2 separate regions of the Mus musculus genome follow, and region 2 is linked to region 1. Evidence: chromatin loops called from intact Hi-C (ENCODE). Cell type or tissue: left cerebral cortex. All regions are shown on one strand.

Region 1 (8,000 bases):
AAGCCAGGTGGCCGAGTGCATCCCTAATCAAGGGGTGCTGGGGACAGTGAGGCGGGAGTGTTGGAGAAACAGGGAAATCCCTGAAGCTGGCTGGCCAATCAGCAGTGCCGAGATCTTTCCCAAAAGATCAAATGGAGTGTAGGTGAAGACAGTGGAAGTCAATCTCTAGCCTCCATGTGCAAACACACATGCATTTACATCCCCCCTCACACTACATTCAAACATTTACAAAAAAAGGGGTAGGGCTGGGGCTGGAGAGATGGCTCAGCAGTTAAGAGCACTGACTGCTCTTCTAGAGGTCCTCAGTTCAATTCCCAGCAACCACATAGTGGCTCATAACCATCTATAATGAAAATCTGGTGTCCCCTTCTGGCATGCAAGCATACATGCATGGAGAACAGAAAGAAAGAAAAAAAGAAAAAAAGAAAGAAAGAAAGAAAGGAAGGAAGGAAGGAAGGAAGAGAAAGAAAGAAAGAAAGAAAGAAAGAAAGAAAGAAAGAAAGAAAGAAAGAAAGAAAGAAAACACTTGGGAGGCAGAAGAAGGCGGATTTCTGAGTTTCAGGCCAGCCTGGTCTACAGAGTGAGTTCCAGGACAGCCAGGGCTATACAGAGAAACCCTGTCTTGAAAAAAACAAAAGAGTGAGAGGGAGAGGGAGGAGGAGGAGGAGGAGGAAGAAAACCTTAAAGGGCTGAGATGGCTCAGTGGGTAGAGCATCTGCCATGCAAACACAAAAATCTGAGCCCAGTGTCCCAGACCTACACAAAGCCAGACACAGATGCATAGATCTATAATCCCAACACTCCTATTGAGATGGGAGGTGAGGCAGGATTTCTGGAAGCTCATGACCCAGTAAGCTTGGTGTACACAGAGCCAAAAGTGCAAGTCGAGAGTGAACACCTGAGCTTGTCCTCTGACCTCTACATATGCACGTCTGTGTTAACATGAACATGTAGACATTCATACTCCCTGCTCTGGCAGCATACACACCCACACACATATACCGTACATGTATAGGGCATACACACACAGACATATACACACACACACCACACACAAACACATACACCATGTGCACACATCATACTCCCTCATACATACACTATACACAACACACACACACACACACACTGCAGAACCGCAGACATATACCTAAAACACACCATACATTCACACAAACACATAACTCGCCATATGCAGCACACGGCATAGGCACATGCGATACATGTACTTGAGTGCATGCACACACACACACTCACTCATGCACGCACGCACTAGGAGCCTGGGCTGTTGTTGCTCAGTGATAAAATGCTCCCTGGCTTTGGCTCCTCCCCCCTCCCCCGGATATTCTTGAAAGATGTATTAATCTCATTCATCGCTGCTACATTTCCCTCTTGGTCACTATAAGAAATCCTAAATCAAATTCATCATGGGAAGACAACATGCTGAAGGAGTAGTCTGTGTGGTAGCCAGGTCCTATGATGAAGATGTGGTAGCTTAGAAACTGTGCCCTCTGCCTTGGAATGGCCCCACAGTCGAATAGATTCCTCAAAATACAAAGCTCTCTTTTTCTGCACACCTCCCAGTACCCGGTTGATGTAGCCCAACCATCAGAGTGTCACCTGCTTTTAAAATAATGGCCGTGATCACACCAAGCAGGACAGACCTCTCAGCAAGCACCCAGCAGTCATTGTCACCATGAGGAGGGTGGCTGCACTTTTTCCTCCTTCCACGGTCTCTGGAGTTAAAGTGGGGGTCAACCTGAGGTGATTTTACACAGGAGGGTTATTCAGTATTACTACAACAAATGCCTTGCTCCCCCGCCCTGACCATGGAAGGACATCATTCACAGGGCAGGGTGGGAAAATCAGAGAAGAAGTCCTTTCTGCTCCTTTCTGCTCCGATCCCTGTACTTCAGAACTGCTGACCTCAAAAGGGTTTCCAAGAAGAAACAGGGCTTATTTTTCTTTTAGAAGCAGCCTGATTTCCTTGTATGCTTAGATGCACACGAGGAGAAGAAGAGGAAAAAAAAAAAAAAGAGTCGCTCACAGTTCTATATTTAGTTTGTAGAAACAAAGCGAAGAGTCAGAGAACCTGTCAGGGGCATCCCAGATATAGCTTTATCTAGATAACGTGCATATTAAAAGAACCTCAAGTTCTATTTCTGGGCTGCAGTTGTGAAGTTGGAGCAGCAGCTGCCTCCTCACTCATAAATTGGCAGATCAGGATGTGACCGGTCACAAAGAACCTTCCCACAGAGATATCACCAAGTGTCCCCTCATTTAGAATCCGCCCGGCCTTGGGCCAATGTTCCAAAGAAAGGGTGAAATCAGCATTGAATGGAAATTCATAGACTCAGGCTAGGTGAGAATGCTATCTGTGTTGAGGATTTAACTGAAGTGCTCTGGAAAGCAAATTAAAGCCTATGTATGGAACGTGGGATACAGTTTAAAAATAAAAGAACAACTTGAAAATATTCTCTTTCCTGATCCAAAGCCAAGTTTGTCTCCAGAGGGGGAAAAAAAAACTCTACTAGTTGATCTGATACAATTGATCCACTTAAAGGATTTGATCCTTAAAGGGTTTGTTTTTCCTGAATCTTCTCTTTATAAAGCGGGGGGGGGGGGGGGGGGTGTCTCCTGCCCTCTGACACTGTTTTGAGACAGGTCTCACTATGTAACCCTGGCTGGCCTGGAACTCCCCATGTAGAGCAGGTTGGCCTTGAATTCCCCAAGATCTGCCTGCCTCTGCCTCTCAGCAGGGCTCATATAAAAGCCAGATCATGGTGAGTGGGTGCACTGAGAGAAGCAGTTCAGTCATTGAGAAATGCAGCAAGCATGCAGCTGCAGACTTCTCAGAGTTGAGCTGAGTAAGCACTATGCAGGGAAAAAAAAATCTGAGGGAGTCCCCCTTCTCCATCATTTTGGATAAGGTGTGCTCATGCTAAAGGCACCAATCATGTGCTACCTTCTACGCGTTCAGGATAGCACGTTTCCCAGCTCTGTGAACCCAAGGTGTGGGAAACCTTTGCCTTGGTGGGAGTAGGTCAGTAGAAACTTCTGGACTCCTTCAATAACCCTCAGAATCCCTTAAAGTGAAAGTACTTGTTATTTGCCATTAGCAAATAAAACAAACAGCATTCTGTTTGATCTCTGGGAAGCCCTTTCTTGTTAAGGTAACAGTCGGTCTGACTTTCATGTTTCAGTATTCATTGTCGGTTTAATTATTTTTTAAAAGTTTTGTTTTAAACTATTAAAGTTTTTCAGCGCTTCAGATAAACATGGTTGGCTTTGTTAAAGATTAAAAATAAATTTCCCACAAAGCAGCAAAATGTGGCAAAGATAATATACCTCATGGGGTCGGCCTGTTCCCAAACACGATTCTCAGGGGGCCCCTCTGGACAACAGCCTCGTCATTCGTGTTCTGAGAAGTTCTGGAAGCCCCCCAACTCTAACCCACCCAACCTATCCCGGAACTAGCAAAGTATTGGGCGGGGGGGGGGGGGGGTCACCACCAAAGAGGAGAATCTCAGGGAGGCATGTTTTATCTGTTCTTAGGCTGTCAATCTTTTCCAAGATACACTGATGCTAACCTTGTAATGGCTTCTTTCAAACAGAGAGCAGTCTGGGAGAACTGATAGAACCAACACACCTCTGCACAGAGCTGCTGTCAAAGGACTCCTCTTAATTCCGTTTGAGAACAATCTAGAAGATCACTTTGAAAAACGTCATTCAGGCTACTTGAGCTTTGGTTGAAATCTTTTCCAACTAAGACTTCCATTTTGAAAAAAATTAAGAGACTGGGATCTGGAGAGAGCCTCAGAGGCTAAGAGCACTTGCACTGTGGCAGAGGACCTGGGTTAGGTTCCCAGCACTCACTCACGGGGCAAGCTGACAACTCTTTGTAACTCTCGTTCCAGGGGACACAATGCCCTCTTGTGGCCTCTACGGGCATCAGGCTTAATACCGTGCACATACATGCCTGTGAGCAAACACTCATACTCATAAAGTAACATTTAAAAATCTAAAAAATAAAATTAGTGACAGATGGGCTTCCATCAGTGACTCATTTTCCAGGCTCACTACCCAGCATCTGAGAACATCGTTTCCATAGTCTTCTTTCTTCCTGTCCCAGTACAGTGCCTCTAGTTTCTAGAGTGGATTGGAGTCCCTGTCTCTAGGGTGTTTGGGATTAGAGGGAATGTTCGTGCAGTTCTCAAAGACGACGGTAGGTGGCGATAAAAAGACGCGGCTCTGGGCTGGCGCTCTTTTCTGAATGTCCTAAATCAAGTGCTCACAAAATGTAAAGAGCACTGATATGATGGAGGGACAGACTGAAAACTCAGCTCGCGAGGTCTGTTCCTTCCCTATGTCCCTAGGACCCGGCTTTCCACTTTCAAATGAAAAACAGCTCTTCCCCCCCAACTGAGAATTCCACTGCATTGAAAGAAATGAATGGAACCATTGCAAAGGATTTTTAGCACCTCAATGCCGGTGAAGTCACAACGCAAATGGCCAGTGCTGTTCGCTGATACAAACCAAAGTTGTATACATGTGAGGAATTCAATAGTGTATAAACCATTTAGAACTTCCAAGAGTTCACTTACAGATCCAGTCCTAGTCTCAAATTCCTGGAAGGAAATATTGTCCAAAGGGAATACGGAGATAAAGTTTCTAAGGTTTTGCTCTAAGGGAACAGTTAGTCCAGGGGATTACCCCAAGATATAAAACGGAGCCCCTATGGTGGAGCTTAGCTCGGGCGCACATGATTGGCCGTCAGAAAGGAATGGAGTTTGGATTTGCTGGATGGAACAAAGGGAGTTTATTCCTTATTCTTTCCCAGGACCCCAAATTGACAATTGGTCAGCTAAATGAAATTGTTGGAGAAGGTTATGGGAATAAGAAAAGAGAGAGAGAGAGAGATTTGGAGATTTAGAGAGTTACTTGTCTGAGCATATTGTTGTTCTGGCTCTGAGCCAGCGAACGGTCAGTGGAAAGCAGACGAGGGGAGTTAATTCAAGGCTGAGCCTTCACATAAACTGGAATTGTGTAATCTTGGAGTTAGAGATCATGTGTCCTGACTGCTCTCCAAAAGCAAAAGTCCCCAGAACATGTCTGGAGGCAGGGCTGAAAGTCCCCAGAACATCTATGGAGGCGGGATTCTGGGACATTCAAAACAGAGACACAGACATCGTTCCAGAAAAGCTCACTCCAGCATTCCTTACACCAACAAAGACCCTGGGGTGCATGGACGTATATGTGGAGTTCCAGGAATTCAGCACAAGATCTGTAAATGTTTGTCTTTTCATTTGGACAATGATTTTTAACATGAATACCCCTCCCCCAGTTTTCGAGCAGTTTTGGGTATTAAGTGTAACCAAACAAAACAAAACAAAAAATTTTTTGAGACAAGTTTTCACTTTGTAGCCCAGGCTGGTCTCAAACTCACAACCCACCCCCTGCTCCACCTTCAAGTGTTGAGACTACAGGTGCATGCTGCCACGCCTAGGGTGGGGTCCCTCTTTTGAGCATCAAGGTGGCACATTTGTCACAGTTGGTAAGAAAGCACAGGAGAGTGAGCTCGTACTAACGGGCTTCAGGGAAGGCCGGAAGATGGCTCAGTTAGTAACGTGCTTACCATACAGGCCTGAGGAATTGGGTGGTCTCTCAGAACCTATGTAGATAAGAAACCCACACATAGCAGTGTGCATCTGTAGTCCCAGCACAGGGGAAGCAGAGATGGAGATCTGTGGATCCGTGAGTGAGGCCAGCCTAGGACAATCAATAAGCTCCAGGTTCAGTGAGAGACCTGGTCTCAAAAACTAGGATGGAAGCCGGGCAGTGGTGGCACATGGCTTTAATCCCAGCACTCGGGAGGCAGACACAGAGATGGATCTGTGTGTGTTCAAGGCCAGGCCTGGTCTACAGAGAGTTCCAGGACAGTCAGGACTACACAGAGAAGCCCTGTCTCAAAAGAAAAAAAAAATCAAACCAAAAATCTAAGACAGAAAGTGATCAAGGAAGATATTCCATGTCAGCCTATGGCTTCCTCATATATGAACACCTATGAGCACACATATACATGCATAAAAGCATACATATATGCACACAAACACACAGATACACACACACACACACACACACACACACACACACACAAAGGGCCTAGGAAGATCTATGTGAGCTCACTGGAGTCAGCCTGTGCCCAACCATTGCTCCCTAGAAGGGGATCTTCTAGGCAGGACAGAGTGGAGGGCAGGGACTTATCGGAGGGAGACAGACAGACGTCCAACAAGGAGGTTATTCTCCTCTCGGCCTAAGGGATAGTTCTGTTTAAAGAATGGAGGTCCAGGGTACCTGCCCAAACTGAATGAGTGAGTGGTGGGGTCAGATGGGCTTGAGTGCTCATTCCAGAAATGGGTTCTCTCTCTCTCTCTCTCTCTCTCTCTCTCTCTCTCTCTCTCTCTTTTTACATCAGCTCAAAGAGTGTTCCTGGATTCTCAGTTCACCTTTATTTTCCATCTGAAGCCGTCCTCATGGCTGTATCACGGCCCTCATGTGAAATTTTGGTAGGCAGAGTTTAGAGACCTAATAAATCCCATAGAACAAGGCATGGCTGTTGCATGATCCTATACTTGTAATTAAGCCGTCACCCTAAATAACAGAGTGCATTGCACACTCTCGGGGTTCCTGATTCTCACACAAGTTTCTGCTTGGCTTGTTACACAAAACAAAACAAAACAAAACATAACAACAAAAAAGGAAACGTTTTGTTAAGAACATAGCATTCCATCCCCCGATATTGGGATACTCTATGCCTTTTTTCTTTTCTTTTTTTTTTTTTTTAAGGTTTGGGATTTGAATAATTGAGGGACCTGTTGGCAGGGTGCCCCTCCATTTTGTAGCAACCTAACCATCTATTCGGTAAGAAAGGACTAGGTAAGTTCTGATTCCATTATGAAATATGCAGAAATTAACCCCTGACGTGTAAAAACTCTGTGGCAACCAGGAAGTGTCTGGGCTATAATTAGTGTTGCTTGAACACAGAAGGACAGCATACACTCTGGATCCGCCCATGCCACTTAAGGCATTAGATGTGTCTCAAACAAGTTCCAGCCAATCACCCTAAGTGTGGCCACCCACACTTCCTTCTCCTCCTTCTTCAGTCTTCAGACTGTGGGAATTGATGTGAGTACCCCAGCTCTGTTGACCCAGAGCAGTATAATGTGAGCTTTGCACTGTGTGTCCAGAATTCCTTGGAGGAAATCACTCAATAAATATACTCGGATGACAGCCTCCTCTTCCCTGTCTCACTAGCCTGGAATTCTAATAGTGTCTATGCTTCCCGAAAAGCATCGTGACACGTCTGTTTCTGGGAAAACACAAGGAGACGCTGACTCAGGGGTATAGATTATTCCAACTTCCCCCCATATAGATAACATGTTTGTGCAGAGATGGGTCGGCACTCACAGGAGGTGTGGGAGGATGGTGACAGTGCTTGGTACCCTAAACTGCCCAAAATGTCGTATTCATCTTTTTACAATGTTTGTGTTTGATATTTTAAGGAGCAACACAAAACATCTGTGCTCCCAAAGTCAAATTCTCAGAAAGATCCAAACAGAAATGAGAAATAGTGCTGTCGGAGGGGTGGCAAGACGACTCAGTAGGTTAAGACACTGTATGATCCTTTGAGGCTCTGAGCTTGGTTCCTGAAACCCTCGAAAAGTCAGATGTGTCTACCATCCTAGGATTCTATTGAAAGATAGAAGGTAGAGACAGAATGGATGTGAGTTTCCAATTATCCTGGGTTCGTCAGACAGTGAAAATACAGAGACCCTGTCTCAATAAGATGAAAAGGGTAAAACCATTCTAGAAAGTTGTTCTCTGACCTCACACAAAAACTTCAAGCACATGTTTCACACATACACACACACAAACTACACAAATGCTAATAACAAATAAAAATCTTAGATGTAGCTTTTGGAAAGATAAGAAGTCCCTAG
Region 2 (8,000 bases), 90 kb after region 1:
ACACTCATACACAAGCAAACACACATACACACAGACATATACATACAAACATACATCACACACATACACACACATACAAACACATATAGACACACTCACATACATATACACATATATACACATGCTCTCACACACACACACACATACGATAGAAATTTTTCAGCCACAAAGAAGTTTCCTTACAACCTAATTTGTTTTCTTTTTTGTGGCTGAAAAAAATTCCAGTGCATGCACACACACATATACGTGTGTGTATGTGTGTGTGCGTGTGTGCACGTGGTGTCTGTGTGTGAGTGTGCACGCTAAGAATTGAACTCAATTCTCTGCAGTAACTAACAGCAACATTCTCAACCACTGAGCCTTCTATCCAGCCCCAGAATCTACATTTAAAACAAACTGACTCGGCCTTGGAAGGTGGGGCGTGCCTGGGAGGAGGAGGGGAAACGCTCTCAGGAGCAGAGAGGGCAGCCTGCATGATAAATGTCTGTGGATGTCAGAATAGAACTCCTTGACAGTAATGTAAACACAGACAAATTCTCGAATACCTGTCTTCCTGCAGTTGTTTAATTCAATTAAACAAACAAACAAAAGAAGAATCAACTAATATCTACCATTTGCTAAGGCATAAGAAGCAAATTAAAATCTTGCAAAGGCAGCCTGTGAGATGGCTCAGCAGGTAAAGGTCCTTGCTGTCTCCTTGGTTGAGCCTGACAACCTGAGTTCAGTCCCTGGGGTCCACAAGTTGAAATGGGAAACCGATTCCTGCAAGTTACTCTCTGAGCTCCACACAAGCTCTGTGTCGGTTAGGAATGGACACACAGACACACACACACACACACAGACACACACACACACACAGACACACACACACACACACACACAGCTCCTCACACCCCACAAGAATTTTCAAAATTCACGTTTTTAAATAAGCCAGCTGTCTTCTCTCTTTTCCCTTCACAGTCTCAGAAATTCAAATAGCCTTTAACAATGCCAAATCTACGTGGAAATACCATTCCTTTGCTCTCGAAACCCTTTGTAGTTTTCCTTTGTGTTCCAGAAGTTTACCTGCGGACTCCCCCGAGTCAGACAATTGTTTCTAAAAGAGATAACAGCTTGCTGCCCAGGACCGATCGAATGTTTTTCCATTGCATCACAGATAAGAGCCACACGTCTGCCCTGCAAGACTCTGCCTGGTCGGCTCTTCGCCTACCTCTTCAACTCTGTGCTGCCCCCCTTGCCCTCTGACTCCTAAGCCCAGAGCCTACTGATCTCCTTTGTTCTTTGGGATGCTCTGGTGAGTGGGGGGGTTGTGGGAGGGTGTGGTGGGGGGTTTTGATCTTTGATTCTGCCTGGGGTGGGGGTGGGGGGCATTTACACAAGTTATTCTCTCCTCCCAGGGAATGTTCCCTTTCAGTTTCTGTTGATTGCATCTCTTTCAGGATTTGACTCAAACACCACAGTCTCCAAGATAGCCCTCAGGGAAGGCCTGATAGGGCAGCCAAGGCAGCGTCTGTAAACAGCGGTCACACCAGTCTCCTTAAGTAGTAAATAAACGTCTTTATTTAACCTGCTGTCTGGTAAAACAGCGTTTCTGTGTATTCCTTGTTTATTCATCAATTCCTAGAGGAGAGGATTGTTGGTCAAAATCCTCAACAAACATTTGGAACAATGAACAGATACCAAGTACTTGCGGTGTGACGGGAACTGGTCTTTGTGGTCCAGTCCTTGTCTACCTGTTCAGGCACTTTGCATCTACCCAGTTAAGCTTGCCACTTCTACAATAACTTGAAAGAAGCTAAAGTCCCTGAAAGAAGCTAATGTTTCTATCCTTTTTTCTCTCTCTCTCTCTTTCTTTTTTTCTCTGTGTAGCCCTGGCTATCCTGGAACTCACTCTATGGACCAGGCTGGCCTTGAACTCAGAGATCCACCTGCCTCTGCCTTCCAAGTTCTGGGATTAAAAGCACTCACACACTCAGTCACTTGTATATGTTATAGGAATGCAGACTTCTATACCTTTATGTCGGTCAGTCACACTTTTGCCTTGGTAGTGGGAAGAAGGTGGGACTGGGTGCCCTGGAGATGCTGAGGTGCTTCTGTACATAAGGCTCTGGTCCACAAGCAACTCTGAGCAGACAAGGTTTGCCTCAGTCTCCAGTGAAGGGGAACCTGGGGGCACAGGGTGGCAGAAGTCTAGGACCATATTGGGGCAGGATTGGAGAGGTCACCCCAAGTCCCATAAGCTGTTTAACATCTCTAGCTTCAGCCCACTGGAAGCTAGCAACACTCCATAGTGCCACCCCAGGCTCTAGACACTGCCAAATGTCCCCTGAACTGAAAACTGTCCCCCCCTTTGCCCCCTCATCCCATTGTCTACCCACCAGGTATATCCCATCCTGCATGAAGGTTTATACATGTATGAGTGTGTACACCCACATCAGCTGTGAGCCTCTCTGAATGTGACTCTCTAAAGGCTGACTCAAGACAGGGTGGAAAAGTGATGTCATACTTGTGTGACAGGCTGATCCTCAGGTCTCTGGCTTTGACAAACACATAGCTAGGAACTCGGACTTCAAGTTTGGAAGGGGAAGGGACCAAGTATAGTTTGAACTTGAAGGCAGTAGGCTACCTATAGCATGACTGGAAGGCCCATGAATGTTTAAGTGCCACCTGGATTGAGATACTCAATCTGCTAGTCCTATCAAAGTCAAGGGCATAGATAGCTACAGCTGTCTATGGACAGTACTATGAAAGAAAAGGGCTGATTAAAAGGGGGGGGGAACTTTCACCTTCAGGGGGCACATGAAGCATGAGACAGGTCAAAGGAATCTAGAGGTACATCCAACAAGGAAGGAGGAGCAGCAGGGGGCGGGGCAAAGCTATGGAAACAGGAAACTTTTTATCTAAAAAGGAAATGTACCTCCCTTGGGCTGTTAGTAGACTCAACCTCGCAAGGACAGAAAGCATCCATAATTTAGCATTAATACTCTTACATAAATGTGTTAAGAAAAGCTCCATCCCATTGTACCTGTTCAGAGTGGTTGTGCTTAAGGCCCTTAGAGCATGAGCCACTCTGGGAGCAAGTTAGCATCCAGGCTAATGGACCAGGGTAGCACCTCACATCCATTAGGATGGCTATGGCAAAGAAGAGCAGAGGAAAGGAAATAGAAAACAACGAACACCGTCAAGACGTGACGAGATCGGGATGTACGTGTGCCATGGTGAGAGTGGATCAAGTTGCAGCCATTTTGGAAAACCAATATGGAGATCCTTCAAATAATTAAAAGAATTATCCTATGGCTTACACCTTTATTTCCTGGTCTAACCCTCCCCGCTCCCCCAATTCCAAATAGATGCTCAAAGAATTATTACTATACCATGTCTGTAGCTGTCTTAGAACAGCCAAGCAGCTCATGTGCCATAGATAACGGGGTTACACATACCTTGGAGTATTAATCATCCACATAATATGGATGAGCTTGCAACACACTGTGCTAAGGGAAACGGGGAAGTAACAAAAAAGCAGACCCTATACAAATCTGCCCTTATGAGCTACCTATAGGAATCCATTTCCTGGAATTGGTGGGCAGGATCTGGGGGGCGGGGAGGTGGGGGAGGAGCGGGGAGTTGGTGTTTAATGGGGTCAGTTTCAGTTTAACAGGGGAGAAAGATTGCTCAACAGTATAAATATAGCTAGCACTGCTGAAAATGGTTTAAAAGAGAAAGGAGAAGGAAGAAGAGGAAGAGGAGGGTGGATGTCTTGTGGAAGAGCTCACTTGATGAAATGAAAGTGAAGTAATCAAGGCTCTGAATACAAACTGACATATTGTCCTGTCTGTCTGAAGCCCGCTACAGTCTTCCCGGGATTTGTGGTGGTAGGCTATTTCAACTGGAGCAGGATATTCCACGACCTGCTTGTTCTGTAGATGCTTGCTGGATTGGAGATGCGAAGGAAACAGGGATGCTGCTTTCACTTTGAGAATCTCCCGCTGCTGCGCACAGAACTCCCAGCCTGGGCTTCGTTTCTACAGATGTTATCTGCTAAGCAGTGATCTCTCACTCATTAACCGTCCTTTATTAGGTCCCATTCAGAGGGGCTCCAGGCTTCCCACTGCACATGCGTGCATTTGTGTGCTGACCAATATCGGTTGCTTCAGGACCAAGCAGCAGAACCCTGAGTGATTTTTGCCACGTGCTGACTGTGAAGACCCTCCAACAAGGTCTGCACCTTCCATGGCCAAGTTTGTGGCTGGGAGTTTCCTGAATGAGTAAGAATTCCTCAGAAAGCCTCCTAGGCTGTGGAGGCTGCTCCTTGTAGCCTGACCACGCCCTCCCACGCCACCAGCAAACGACCAGGAGGAGGAGTCTGGCTTCTGGTTTCGCTTCTGGGCAATTTGATGGAAGTTCACTGAAGAGTGATTCCATGTAAATTATCAAAAGGCAGCGAGCTATTAAGATGTGATAAGGAGGCTGAGGGAGATGGCTCAGCATTTAAGAGCACTCAATGCTTGCTCTTGCAGAAGACCAGGTTCAGTTCCCAGCACCTAACACGGCAGCTCACAATCGTGACCCCAGTTCCAGGGGATCTGACGCCCTCTCTGGCCTGCATAGGTATTGCATGTACATGGTACACAGACATACATGTAAGCAAAACACCCACACATGTAAAATAAAAATAATCTTTTTAAAAATGATAATGAGGTTAATTTTAAAACCAGGTTTCTGGATATATAGACATAGACATAGACATAGACATAGACATAGACATAGACATAGACATAGACATAGACATAGACATAGACATATAGACAGACATAGACATAGATATTTTTTTTTCTGAGACAAAGTCTCACTCTGTAGCTCTGGCTGTACTGGAACTCACTATGTAGACCAGGCTGGCCTCAAATTCACAGAGATCTGCCTACTTTTGCCTCCTGAGTGCTGGAATTAAAGGCACGCTCCACTATGCTCAGCCGTTGAAGTACAATTTTTGTTTTGTTTTGTTTTGTTTTGTTTTGTTTGTTTGTTTGTTGCTTTTGTTTTTGAGACAGGGTTTCCCTGTTTAGCCCTGGCTATCCTGGAATTTGTTCTGTGAACCAGGCTGGCCTTGAACTTAGAGACCTGACTGCTTCTGCCTCCCAAGTTCTGGGATTAAAGCCATGCACCACTACTTAGGCCTGGCTTGAAGTACTCACCCTTTTAGGAGCTTAGGCCTGAGTTAGTTTACACAGTCACATTAACCCTACCGCAAGCGGAATACAAACTATTTCTTAAACACTTCTACCATGACGCTTCCCTGTCAATCCCTCTATGCACCCCTGGCTCCAGGAAAACAATAATCCGATGTTTGTGTCCATAGCTTTGCCTTTTTTCAAATGCCTCATAAATGCAATCCCAGGTCTGTGCCTTCAGTGTTTCATTTCTCTCATTCAGCATAATGCATTAGAGAGTCACCCATGGTATTGCATGTAGCAGCAATTTTCTCCTTTTCCCTGTAGAATAGCAGTCCTCTGCTGCATGGACATACCACAGTTTATCTACCCATCAACTGACAAACATCTTATTTTGTTTCCAGTTCCGGCACTGTGGATATTGCCACCACAAACATTTTCCCGTGTGTCTTTGTATAGAAATAAGCATTTGTTCCTCTTGGAATAAATGCCTTGGAATAGAAGAGTTGGGGTGGGGCACTTGTGTGTATGTTTCAATTTATAACAAGCCGCCAAATTGTGAAGGTGACCAGTTCCTTTGGCATTCTTAACAGCAATACATATGCTTCCCGGTTATCCTGTGTCCTGGGCAGCCACACGACAGAAAGCTTTGAACAAATCTCAGCATCTTGCTTGTCCAAAACCTGCCATACTCCTTTCTTCTCCTTCAGGTTCCAACTAGGAGAATCTTTCATGCTAGGTAAGAGGTTAGTCTTGAGTTCTAGCCTCAGCCTTGAATTTGCTGATATCCCTGAATACGTACTGAGTCATCAGAATGACTTAGCTGTCTTTACAACCTGGGCGATGGAACCCAAGACCTGAGATGCTAGGCCAGCATCTCTACCACTAAGCTAATGTCCAGATCCACTAGTTCTGCATAGCTTGAGATATCTTGTCATCTAGTCTGGGGGACTAGAGATTTTAATTTTTTAAAAAGAATTATTTATTTTATTTAAATGAGTACACTGTCGCTGTCCTCAGACACACCAGAAGAGGAAATCGGATCCCATTACAGATGGTTGTGAGCCACCATGTGGTTGCTGGGAATTGAACTCAGGACCTCTGGAAGAGCAGTCAGTGCTCTTAACCGCGGAGCCATCTCTCTAGCCCCAGAAATTTTAATTTTTGTTCATTTCTGTGGTGTTCATTTTTCACTGTAGGACAGAAATACAAATGTACCTTGACGGTCTCATTGGGTTTTAAAAAATTATAAGAAGGTGAACAAAACATTTAACAAAATAGAAGTAGGCAGTTAACAGTAGGATATGCACGGTGCAGAGGGACCTTAAAATGGACTCTTGAGCCAGGCAGTGGTGGTCCACGCCTTTAATCCCAGCACTGGGAAGGCAGAGGCAGGAGGATCTCTGAGTTCAAGGCCAACCTGGTCTACAGAGTGACTTCTAGGATAGCCAGGGCTACACAGAGAATCCCTGTTCAAACAAACAAACAAACAAACAAACAAACAATGCGCTCTCAGAGAATGTTGATTCCTTCCTTACCATATCTCTTGTAAAGGGTTGTCCAGGCTCTTCTGTAAGGAACCTTCATGGATCTCCCTCCCTCCTCAGGTAAGAGCCCACATGAACCAAACACACAGTTTTCAATTCACTGTGTGGCTACAGACAGTCACTACTCTCATCTGGGGCTTCTCTGGAGGGTTCTGCCATCATGGGACCACTTACACTAAGCAATATCCTCAGGTGCTGTGGAGTCTGAGCTAATTTGTTTTGAGGAAGTCTGTCCATTTGTCTTTGGGGTGTGCATACTTAAGACCTGCCCGCTCCATACTGGACCATTGCCAGCTCGTCAGTCACACTACCACTAACTGGGCTATGCCCCTTAGTCCCAAGAGACTCTACACAGGGTCAGGGCCTGTTTTAACTTAGTAGGTTTCAAACATTGAAAGCCTATTCACGTGATGTAACAATGAGTTTCTCTGACTTCTGGTCCCTCTCTTTCAGTACACAAGTCTTTTTAAAAATATCTATTCACTTATTGTGGGAGGAGCCCACAAATCATGATGTGTGTGTGTGTGTGTGTGTGTGTGTGTGTGTGTGTGCACGCGCACAAGGATTCCAAGGATTGATCATATTGTTGAATTTTACAGCAAGTGCCTTGACTCACAAAATCATCTCGTGGGCCCAAAAGTTTTCTATTTTAATCCCCCCCACCCCCGATTTGAGGACTCAGGACTGAACCCAGAGCTTGGCTAGACAACATAGTAGACCCTGAACTCAAGCCTTCACTTATAACACAGGCTGAGGCCAAATGGTGGGTCCCTTGCACTAGATTCCCTACAGGTTGTAACCAATGTGGCTGGCTGCTTAGTGGCCCCCACTCTGCCCTTGCATAATCAACCCTGGGAGAAGCAAAGGGACGAAAATGTCATCATTATAGATTCACGCAGTGCTCCGATGTGGCCTTTGAATGACTGTAGTACCATGCAGTATCTTCCCAATCAGATCAATGTAATCTAATCGGGTCACCTCCCAATTAGATCAAAAAGTTGACAGCATCTCTGCTCTTCAGTGAATGTGTACGTTGAGGGATTACTATGTTCCAAGTATGCTCTGTACCTGGCCAAAGACAAACCACATTGGAGCCACTTGTTGAGGAGAATGTGACCGGTACAGAGAGTGAGAGGGGAGAACCACAAATTGAAGCTTCCTGTCGAATTTCATCAGTGTTGGAATCAGACAACCATGGATCCTGTCTTCCAACAAATCACTAACCCATGTATGTGTACCTGTATCCAATGCAGATGTGTCAACTTGGCCCACATGAGAGGCACAA

What was found. Peaks named below come from ENCODE experiments on the same cell type or tissue, not always from the same donor. Only the 100,000 strongest peaks of a DNase experiment are listed, where the experiment ranks them.
Region 2: it touches region 1 in a loop (2.2-fold over the local background); 4 of 42 quality-filtered maps call a loop at or near these places.

Annotation. Positions count from the first base shown.
Region 1 is chr5:147,844,583-147,852,582 of GRCm38, reverse strand. No RefSeq gene overlaps it. Among named protein-coding and RNA genes, the nearest start is that of Pomp, 12 kb to the left of the region's middle. In left cerebral cortex, CTCF peaks have their summits at 4,022 and 4,221; DNase peaks (open chromatin) are centred at 2,258 and 4,224; H3K27ac peaks cover 1,680 bases.
Region 2 is chr5:147,754,609-147,762,608 of GRCm38, reverse strand. Gm35592 (a long non-coding RNA gene) reads left to right here. Exons shown (of 3, transcript XR_377219.4): 2 at 1,157-1,294; 3 at 1,440-1,583. Among named protein-coding and RNA genes, the nearest start is that of Gm35541, 5.4 kb to the right of the region's middle. In left cerebral cortex, a CTCF peak has its summit at 4,570; no DNase peak of the experiment used is centred here; H3K4me3 peaks cover 559 bases.